2 separate regions of the Homo sapiens genome follow, and region 2 is linked to region 1. Evidence: chromatin loops called from intact Hi-C (ENCODE). Cell type or tissue: PC-3. All regions are shown on one strand. Each heading gives the region's core, and the rest is flanking DNA. Links, peaks and the distances in the headings are about the cores only. Region 1 overlaps MIR31HG (MIR31 host gene). Region 2 overlaps MIR31HG (MIR31 host gene).

Region 1 (5,390 bases), core at 85-5,084:
TTTCCCTTGTCAAAAATTGTTTTTAATTGTTAAGAATTCCTTTTAATTCTAAAATAAGCAGGCGCTTCAGCATCAGTGTTTTTAAAACTTTTCAGATAATTCCAAAGTGAAGCCAAAGTGGAAACCACTGCTCTAGGAGATTGTATAAAGGAATTGTGAAACAAGTTATTCCTGTTATAATTAGAAAACTTCTCTCAGGGATCTGCTCCATATGGAGGTGTTTTGTGGTCACCTAGGAGAGATTATCAACCCTTGACCAATGATTGGATGTTTAGACCAATCCAATGGTGCCATTTGCCTACCAATGAAGTTTGAAATTTTACTACTCACATGCACTGGAACAATGTTTTTTTAAATTTTTTTTAATATATTTTCTTTAGATCTGAATCTGGATTTTGCCAGAGACTGGGTTTTGTTGTTGCTGCTATTGCTTTTCTTTTTTTTTTTTTTTTTTTTTTTTTTTACAGGGATTAAAGGGAAAGAGTCAGGTAGTATGCATAGCTTGAAACTTCATGCTGTTAGGAGGTGGGACTGTGATCGGGTTCCCCCAAGTAGACCAGGGTCTGCGGGGTTTGGAATTCTCACAAGTATGAGGGGACAGAAGTTGGGTGTAGCCCAGCTCTCTTGTTGGTCTCACAGCTGGTAGGGTAGGGGAATAGGTGGGATGGGACCAGAGAGCCTGTCAGAAGTAAAAATCAAATATGAGATCTTTCTCCTTATTACAAAAAGACTCTCCTGAGGATTCCACCTGTTTGCTTCTGGCTTTGTTCTTCACTTGTGGACAGAATGTTGTCTATAGAGATGAGGCTATAGAAAAACAAGGATAGGCATCAGCCCGCTTCTTTATGTCCTGGCCAATGACCACTATATGACCAACATTCAAAGGGCAAAGAATAAGCTTCTCACAGATTGAAGAAGACAGGATATACAATGTTAATGGATTGGAGGTTTCAATATTGTTAAGATGTTGATTTCTCAAAAAATCTCAATAAAATTGTAACAGATTTTTCTATGGAAATTAACAAGAAAATTCTGAAATTTACACTGGAGTACAAAAGACCTAGGCTAGACAAGTTTTAAAGAAAAGAACAAATCCAGAAGAGTAATACTAAGCTAGTCTGTCTGGGACAAAGATAAAAAATAAGTGGATCAGTAGAAGAGCATAGAGCCAAAATACAGGCCATATTTATGGTCACCTGATTTGTAATTAATATGTCACTGCAATTCAATAAGCCTAGAAGGTTTTTCTTAAATGTTGTGTGTCAACTGAATATCCATGTTACTCCCACCTCACTATGTACAATAAAGATGCATCATAGACCTAAATGCAAAAGCTAAACATATAAAAATGCTAGAAGAAAACATAAGAGCATATCTGTATGACATGATATTTATGTACTTGGTTACTGTAAGCAGTGTTTCCTTAAATAGGACAAAAGTGAAGTAACCATCAAATAAAATTTGATAACTTAGTCTTCATTAAGATTAATAACTTTAAGTGAATAAAAAGATCAGCTTCAATCTGAAAGATGTTATTTACAATACATTTACCCAACAAAGTAGTTGTATCTAGGATATATATAAAAATAACTAAAATAAAAAGAGAAATCAATATCAATAAGAAAAGGAGAAAGTGCTTACCAAAAAGAAAGATTGGAACAGGAATTTCACAAAAGAGACTATCCAAATGGCTCATAAAACTTGAAAAAAACAACACACTCAACATACATGAACAGTATGGATGATTTCACAGACATAACATTGAGTGAAAAAGCTAAATATAAAGAAAAACTAAAATGTGTTTTCATTTATAGAAAGTTCAGAAACTTCAAAAACCAATTTATGGTAATAGGAGGATACAAGAGTGGCTAGATTTATGATGTGATGTTCATTAAGAGGGAACAAAAGGAGCCTTATTTTTACCCTACATGACCAAATTGTCTTCATGTTATAACTTTAATTCCTCTTGCTTGTTTCATAATGTTTTACATTGTTATTATTTCACCACAATATTAAATATTTCAGGGGAAAGTAGACATTGCTGCCTTTTACCTAATTTTTTAGAAGAATATTTTTGTTTATAATTTCACTTGTTTAAAAAGAAACATGCCTGATCTCATTTGCACATATCTGTTTCTCATTAATTTGAAGTCTTAGAAATTATGACTGAATATAATTTCTTTGCAAATATCTCATCAAAATATTTGAGATGATAGTTTATTTTTCTTATTCAATATTGATGAACAGATTGTTTTAAATTGTTCCCAGTAGTTGGATCAAAAATCTATGTTACTGATCACCTTATCAATTGGAAAAACTAGTGTGGAAATAATTTTTAAAAATGTCTTCTATGGGTCTTTCAGTTTAAGTGGTAAATATATTTATGGGAATCTAGAATAAATAAATAACACAGAATAAAGTTTTAAAAGGTAAGCATAAAATCAGTGATATTAGCCTAATACTAGTTCTAGATTGTTATTTATTATCTAATCTGACCCCATTAGACCTTCCAATATAATTGTTTTTTAAGGGATATTTGGAAGCTTTTCCATCCTTATTTTTTATAACTTAGCTTTGTTCTCTGGTGTCTCTTTGATGAGCAAGGCATTTAAGCAGTTGAGTGTTGGTTAAAAAAAAAAGTCTTGGCTGGGTTCATTAATGATGAACATAACATGGCCTTATGTTAATTAACCAAATGTACTTACTAAGACACATGAATATCTAGAGTTATTTTGTTTCCTTACTGTTGATACACCTCATGTGCAAACACATTCCAGTGATGAATGCTAAATGTTATTCTGCCCTCTACTGGTTCAAACTGGACTCTCCCATTTAGATGCATTCCAGGAAAACAGCTTCAAGGTAGAATCTTTTTTTTTCTTTTTTTTTTTTTTAAGACAGGATCTTGCTGTGTTGCCCAGGCTGGAGTGGAGTGGCACAATCACAGCTCACTGCAGCCTCAGCCTCCCCAGGCTCAGATGATCTTCCCATCTTAGCCTCTCAAGTAGCTGGGACTACAGGTGTACACCATGCCTTTTCTATTTTTTGTAGAGAAGGAATTTGGCCATGTTGCCCAAGCTTATCTCAAACTCCTAGGCTCAAGGGATCCTCCTGCCTTGGCCTCCCAAAGTACTGGGATTACAGGCATGAGCCACCACACCCAGCTAAAGGTAGAATCTTAATGAACATTTCCCTTTATAAGCAAAACAAGTAAAACACCAGGAGAACAGAGCATGTGACCCCACCCACCCTGGCCACTGGCACTCAGGCTGTCAACAGCTGCCAGAGCTTCTGACCCAGTGTTCCTAATTCTGTGGGAACTTAAACAGTGGGTGCAGCCTCCTGTTTTCCCAGGAAGCATCTAGACAGCAGGGCAGGCATTCCCATCCACCCTTGCCACTGGTAGCCCAGATAAGCCATGTCCACTAGAACTTCTAGATTGGTGGTCCTATTTCTGCCTGAATTTGCAAAGCGGCACAGGTTCCTGTTGCCCCGGAAACACCTGCATGACAGGGAGGGTAGCCCCACCAACCCCCACCTCTCATAGCCAGATGGCCCACACCTGCTAGAACTTCCAACCCAGCGGTCCCACTTCCACCTGAACTCTGTGGACAGGTGTAACCCTGTGTTTCCCCAGAAAGCACACAGACAGCAGATTAGGGCTGACCTGGCATGGATACAGCATATCTGCCAATGGTGGCCCTGCCTAAGGGAGTCCTGCGGATCAAAACACCCAAAAAAAGAAGCACAGGCATGTAGGCAGTAATCGGGGGGGCTCCTCCAAGACCCAGGAGCAGACTAATATTGAAGCCTGTCAACTAAACCCAACTTATACCATAATCAAACCCCCAAGGGCATCAAAGAAAAAAAGAAAATATCCATCAAAAGGACAGAAACTTCAAAGATTGAAGGAACATCAGCCCACACAAATGAGAAAGAACCAGCACAAGAAAGAACCAGCAAAAAAGCCAGAGTTCCTTTTTTTCTTTCAAACAACTGCACTAGTTCCAAGCTGAGGAAAGAATCTCAGAGCTCAAAGACTGCCTCTCCTAAATAACTCAGTCAGACAAAAATAAAGAAAAATGAATAAAAAAGAACAAACAAAACCTCCAAGAAATATGGGATTATGGCAAGAGATGAAATCTATAACTCGTTGGCATCCCTGAAAGAAACAGGGAAAAAGCAATCAACTTGGAAAACATGTTTCAGAATATCATCCATGAAAACTTCCTCGACCTCACTTAGAGAGGCCAACATTCAAATTCATGAATTACAGAGAACCCCCACGAGATATTACACACCATCCTCAAGATATATAATCATCAGATTCTCCAAGGTCAAAATGAAAGAAAAATGTGAAAGGCAGCTAGAGAGAAGGGGCAGGTCATCTACAAAGGGAACCACATAAGGCTAACAGTGGACCTTTCCACAGAAATTCTGCAAATGAGAAGAGATGAGGGACCTTTAGGTAGCATTTCTAAAGAAAAAAAAATTCCAACCAAGAATTTCATATCCAGCCAAACTAGGCTTCATAAGTGAAAGAGAAATAAAATTCTTTTCAGACAAGCAAATGCCAAGGGAATTTGTTACTACCAGACCTGCCTTACAAGAGGTCCTGAAAAGAATGCCAAATATGGAAAGGAAAAAAACATCGCCAGCCACTACAAAAGCACACTTAAGCACACAGACCAGTGACACTATAAAGCAATGCACAAACAAGCCTGCTTTCTAATCAATTAATAGCATGATGACAGGGTGAAATCCACATATATTAATATGAACCTTGAAAGCAAATGGGCTAAATGCCCCACTTAAAAGGCACATTATGGCAAGTTGGATAAAGAAGCAAGACCCAATGGTAGGGTCTCTTCAAGAGACCCATCTCGAATGCCATCTGTATGCTCAAAATAAGGGCTGAAGAAAAATCTACCAAGCAAACAGAAAACAGAAAAAAGCAGGGGTTGCTATTTTAATTTCAGACAAAATGGACTTTAAGCCAACAAAGATCAAAAAAGATAAATAAGGTGAAATGGTTTGGCTGTGTCTCCATCCAAATCTCATCTTGAATTGTAGCTCCCACAATTCCCATGTGTTTTGAGAGAGAACTGGTGGGAGGTAATCGAATCATGGGGGGCGGGTCTTTCCTGTGCTGTTCTCTTGATAGTGAATAAGTCTCATAGTTTTATAAGGGGGGTTTATAGATTCTGATATAGTTTGGCTGTGTCCCCACTCAAATCTCATCCAGAATTCCCACATGTTGTGAGAGGGACCCAGTAGGAGGTAACTGAATCATGGGGGCAGGTCTTTCCCATGCTGTTCTCATGATAGTGGATAAGTCTCATGAGATCTGATGGCTTTATAAGGTGGAGTTTCCCTGCACAAGCTCTCTC
Region 2 (5,390 bases), core at 126-5,125, 83 kb before region 1:
AAATGGCTTTTAAATAGTAAAAGTAATTAAAGCTTTAGATTTTTAAAATCAGAATTTTTCTTTTGAGGCTCACCAGAGCAGAGTGGTTATATTCTAGGAAAGCAAAGCTTGTGCATGGGGGGAGAGGTTGAGAGCGGGATGATGTAAACCATCATTCTGGGACACCACCAAAGACAACCAAACCTCAACATTTTGAAAGAGATTCTGAACAAAAGAATATTCTAAAGCAGTTTGAAAAGAGGAAGCCATTGTCTCTTTTTGTGTCTGGAAATGAAAAACAGGGACTACATTTAAATTCATCTGAAACATAAGGTTTCGAAAGAAAAAAAGACAAACAAGTTTGTCATCAGAAATAGAGTTAGTGGAACCTATGGAATTCTAGAAAATGACACTAGTTTATGCATAGTCATGTATGAGAGTGAACAATGAGGAAATGAGCAGATGTTGCTTATCAGTTACCACGGCCTGTTCAATCTAAGCAGTACCTGGGTTAAGAGGGTTGCTGAGGACAGAAGAGTCTTAGCATACACCTTGGTTTCTCCCTCCCTGACCCCAAGATTACAGATGCCATGCAGAGTCATGAAATGGGTATGGACTTTAATGGATTAAAAGAAAGGATAACCTATATGTACACTGGCTATTCTTCCAGAGTAAAAGATTCCAGTTATACAATTTAAAATATCTTAAGGTTGTAATATGAAGAAATCGTGCCCTGGACAATACGAGGCATACTCATTTCACTTTGTATCCCAGAAAAGTACATCTCTGTCATGCATGGAGGATTCAGGCCAAACTTTTACCAGTGCACTCAGGGAGGAAGAGTATAGTGAATGACAAATAGTACACATACCCTGCAGTTTAAATACCTTCCTGGCCCCTGTCAATGATGGCTGAACAATAAGGTGGTATAAAACACTTACTTGGAAACCCAAACGAAAAGATAAATGTTTATATTTCATTTTTAAATTTTATTTTGTATTTTGCTGTTGTGCATTTGACTTATCAAAAATGGCAATAACTGAGATGACTCTGCTCCCATTGGTCTTTGTTTAAACTGTCAGCACTCACGGGATGTCTGATATATGTGCATTTTCCTCCCCAAATAGAGTTTTAGTTCCTTGAGGTAGCAATCCTTTCTTGCCGTATTCTGTGCTGATTTTATTTAGCACCTAAAAGATAATTGAGGAGATAATACTGGTCTACACTTTAGGTAGTTGAGATTTTTAAAAAATTGCACCATATTGTTCTTTGCTAGTTTTGCTTTCTGTTTAAAAAGTTAGACTGCATTTGCAAAAACACAACAGATAAGGCTAGTTTTTATATCATGTTCCTCTTGATTTCCCACATTGGATATTTGAGCTTCCTTAGTAACAGGAATTTGGGGAGCATAATTATCCTGGGAATTGTCATAGCTCTTCATTTTGCTTGACCCTGGTGTCCTTGACATCTGACAGTGCATGTCTTTGAGGTCTGCAGTGATATGCTACAACCAGGAGCATCAGAGAAGCTGAGACTTTCTGATCTGGAAGGGCTTTTTTTTTTTTTTGCGTTGGTGATCACTGAGGCCAAGGAAAGTCAAGGGCCTTACCCAGCTTCATGGCAGATAAGTGATAGACTCAAGAGCTGAATCCTGTTTATAGAGTCTCAGTATATGCCCTTTCACCACACCGGCCTTTCCCTAAAAGTGTTCAGTCCTGCAAGATTCTGCATAGGATTCTTTGGTCAGATCAATGTGAAATTCTCCATGTCCTATATTTTTTGCTTATTAGAGATTCCAAGCATTTACACAACAAAGAAACTTGTCTGATTTTAACCTACCATTTTCCAACTTTATTTTAACACAGAATCCTCTTTCACCCCGAGAATTCACCTAATAAAGGGTCATGCCGCATGGTGGTAAGCTTTGATGATGATGATGCTGGTGGTGATAAGAGTGACATTTATTTAGCACCTACTTATGTCATAGGCGTAGTTTTAAATGCTTTACATAAATCAGACTCAATCCTCACAACAACACAATGAAGAGGCACTATAATCATCTTTATTTTACAGATGAGGAGACAGGATCAGAGAGGCAGCTGGAGTATAGTAGTTGTGTTGTCCACGAAATATTATTGCACTGAAAACCAGGGTTTCTCAACCTTGGTACTACTGACATTTTGCCCATATAATGTCTTGTTATGGGGGGCTGTCCTGTGCATTGTGGGATGTTTAGCAGCATCCCTGTCTTTTACCCAGTAGTGTCAGCCAAAAATGTCTCCAGACATTGCCAAATGTTCCCTAAATTGTTCCTGGTTGAGAACTAAAGTTATAACAAAAATATGCTTTTTTTGAACAACCTTCTTAGTAACTTTTACAGTGACTCATGGTCATGATTGGGCAAATTACACATTGCAGGTTTTGTGACTACGTCAAGCAGCGTACACTTGTGTGGGGGTGCATGTGAGTTAAACCTGACCCGTACTGTTCTTTTCCGCTCCATTTCCTTACACTACTTCTGCTGAGAGCCAAAAGGCCAAAATTGTTGATTCTGCCTTCAAAGTCTTTTAACTGCCCGATGCACACACCCCCAATTTATATTGTTTCCATTTTTTATTTCCTCTTGGACATGAGCAATATAAACACACACACACACACACACACACGCATACACACGAGAGAGAGTCTTGTTTTTTCTCTGTGTAATAGAGGACTTAACGTATCTGAATTACTCTACAGTAAGAACTTATGTCGGAGCCAAGATTAACAGCTGCCAAGAAAAACATACCCAGCAGTGAATAACTCACAAAGATTTGGCAAAGAAAAAGTAAAGTTATGTGATGAAGTATATTACTAAGTTATAGGGTTTTATTTTTCCAACACGATAACTTGTTAACAATTCACACACTTCAAATGGGTTTGAGGCTTCTGGTCATTGTTTCTTTGTAATTTAAATGCCATTTTTAAGAGCAGCTGAGGTATAATAAAGAGCAATGAAATACCTAGTTTAAAATCCTGGCTCTGCCAAGCATTTACTAATTGTGTGACCTCACTTCTTTTTTCCAAGTGTTTGGTTTCCCACCAGTAAAATGGGTTGATGATATGAAACTAAATAGATTGTTGAAGGGTTGAAATAAGAAAATACATGCACTAATATCCAGTCCATGTTTTGGCAGGTCCTTCTTTCCAGTTATCAAGGGACTCTATCATGATTTGTAATCTTTTTTGGTAATTCCTTAAGTGTAAACTAATTGTTTTTGAAAATAACAGAGGCACCATCAAGTAGCCTAGTACAGGTAACTGTTATTAAAAGGTGGAGTTTGGAGAGCAGGGACGGTACATACAGTACTCAAAGTGATTGAATTTTGAAAGCTTTATATTTAAAGATAGCAAAGTAGCCAAAAGATGGAGTGCAAGGAGCTACAGAGGGCCTTCAGAAACCGAAGCTTACCCTCTGATCTTCTTAGTGGTCGTTTACTGATTCACCTCTTAGTGGTTATTTGAGTGCCCGCTCTGTTCTGGATGCTCTGCAAGCACTGGGGGTACAAACAGTGCAAAATAATAAAAATAGCTACTCTGTCCCTGCACTTTGTCCTCTTAAAACTTAGGTGGTGACTGTGTCCCAACTATAGTTGATACTCGCTGCCTGGAATGCTTGTTTGAAATGGGTTCTGAAGCTTAGCTGAACTTGCTGGGAAGAATGCTGGGATTTATGAATAATATGCCATGGGCAAGAAGATTTGATAGTCTTCTGGTATAATGTTTTTCAAAATGTGGATCTGATTCATTAGTGTATCATGAAATCAGTTTTGTGGGTCACCATGAGCATTACTTAAGAAGTTAAATAGAAATAGAGAAATATCATAGTGCATTGCACATAGCGGTAAGTCTTGCTTTGTAAAAGTTTTGTTTTAGTTATGTATGTATTGTGTACCAGGTCATGATGTAAAATGCATATCCTACAATGGTTCATGTAAAAAATGTGAGTCTAGTGGCTATATGAACTCCTACTCCTTTCTCTCTACATTCAAACTTTTTTGCTTTTTCTGAAATGACATGACACATTTCATAGTTTGAGCCCTATTAATCCAAACTATAGGATGACATATTCATTCTAGTAGCATTCTTCAATATGCAATATGTTTATCCTTTGAGTCTACTTTTATTTGAGTCTTTATAGTTTGTCTGGGATGGTTAATAATTATATTTATAGTCAGTTCTGGTGGGAGGCAAAAATATTCAAGTATTTAGAAACTTAGGTGCTGGAGTAACACTTGCTTTCCAATATAGACCATACCACTTTAGAGTGATGCTTTTTTACTGCATGGCCGGATGATCATATACACGTGGCAGAATTTGTAGAAACAGCATTAAACACAGAAAGTAAAAATGTATGTATATTGCAGGTGTTGGGAGCATGTCCACTGTGAATGGTTAGGAACTGCAAGCCCTATTTTATTACTTGATCTTTATTATAGATTTTGTATTTCTTGTAGGGTAAGAGGTCTCACTGAAGACTTGTTTTTATACTTTTCTGAATTGGTTAAATGAAGCTATTAGACTATCCCGTCTAGTTTAATAAAGGTTCCATCCAAATTTTCATATCCTATGACTCAATGGTTCTTTCTTCAATTGGATTATGATCTTCAGTGTCCCTCTTAACTTTTCTTCTAATGTATTATCTTGAAGGCTTTTCTGCTTCCAGTTGGCTTGAGTGGTAACTATACTTCCAATTAAAACATGAGCAAAAATAGATGCTCTGTTCCTGACACTTTTAATCCCTACCTCCTAAAATCAGTGGCTGTAGGGAGATCCCTTGTCTGTTTCCTCAAGAACTGCTGAAAGTAGGACTTCTTTTTGAGAAGTAATTCACAAAGTGCCAAGTGACAAGCCATACTTGCATGTGAACACAAAGCGATGTTTATCTTTGTCCAAACAAGTACCTGTTATGGCATGCACTTTATAAAAACAGCCAGAAAAATGCACCTCAGTTAATGGGCACTTTAAAAGAGCATTCATTCATTTGGGTTACTGAGAAGGACCAACTCAGAAATGACCCTGCTTGCCTAAGAGAAATATGCCACACCATGATTTCTCTAACCATTTCAAGAGTTTGCTGCCCTTGATCCCTGAATGATTTTGATGTGTATTTTCTGTTCCATTCCTCTGTAGGTTGGCGTTAACCTGTCTAACCACTCATAGCTCTGCTGGACTTTTTATATGAGAGTTTTCTGCTTGGTTAGTTATGAGTTTAAAAGACTTGAGAATACTGGTTTTAGGGGAAGGTTTTGAAATTGCCACCTTGCATATTGTAGAACACTTTATCACCACAGTTAAAATTGTAGGGGTTACTAATTGAGGAATAATACAAATTATATTTCAGTAACACAGAAGATAGCAATTTATTATCT

Evidence for each region. Hi-C counts contacts between places; a loop is a spot of excess contacts. Peaks named below come from ENCODE experiments on the same cell type or tissue, not always from the same donor. Only the 100,000 strongest peaks of a DNase experiment are listed, where the experiment ranks them.
Region 2: a loop joins it to region 1, with 2.0 times the contacts of the local background. A loop is called at or near these places in 7 of 110 quality-filtered maps.

Annotation. Positions count from the first base shown.
Region 1 is chr9:21,463,531-21,468,920 of GRCh38, reverse strand. All of the region lies in intron 2 of MIR31HG (MIR31 host gene), which reads left to right. Among named protein-coding and RNA genes, the nearest start is that of IFNE, 16 kb to the left of the region's middle. RefSeq lists a silencer at 2,729-2,808. In PC-3, for the core only: a CTCF peak has its summit at 2,810 (motif pointing left); a DNase peak (open chromatin) is centred at 2,800.
Region 2 is chr9:21,546,687-21,552,076 of GRCh38, reverse strand. The region is part of intron 1 of MIR31HG (MIR31 host gene); the gene reads left to right. Among named protein-coding and RNA genes, the nearest start is that of MIR31HG, 10 kb to the left of the region's middle. In PC-3, for the core only: no CTCF peak of the experiment used is centred there; DNase peaks (open chromatin) are centred at 2,456 and 2,576; H3K4me3 peaks cover 3,828 bases; H3K27ac peaks cover 5,000 bases.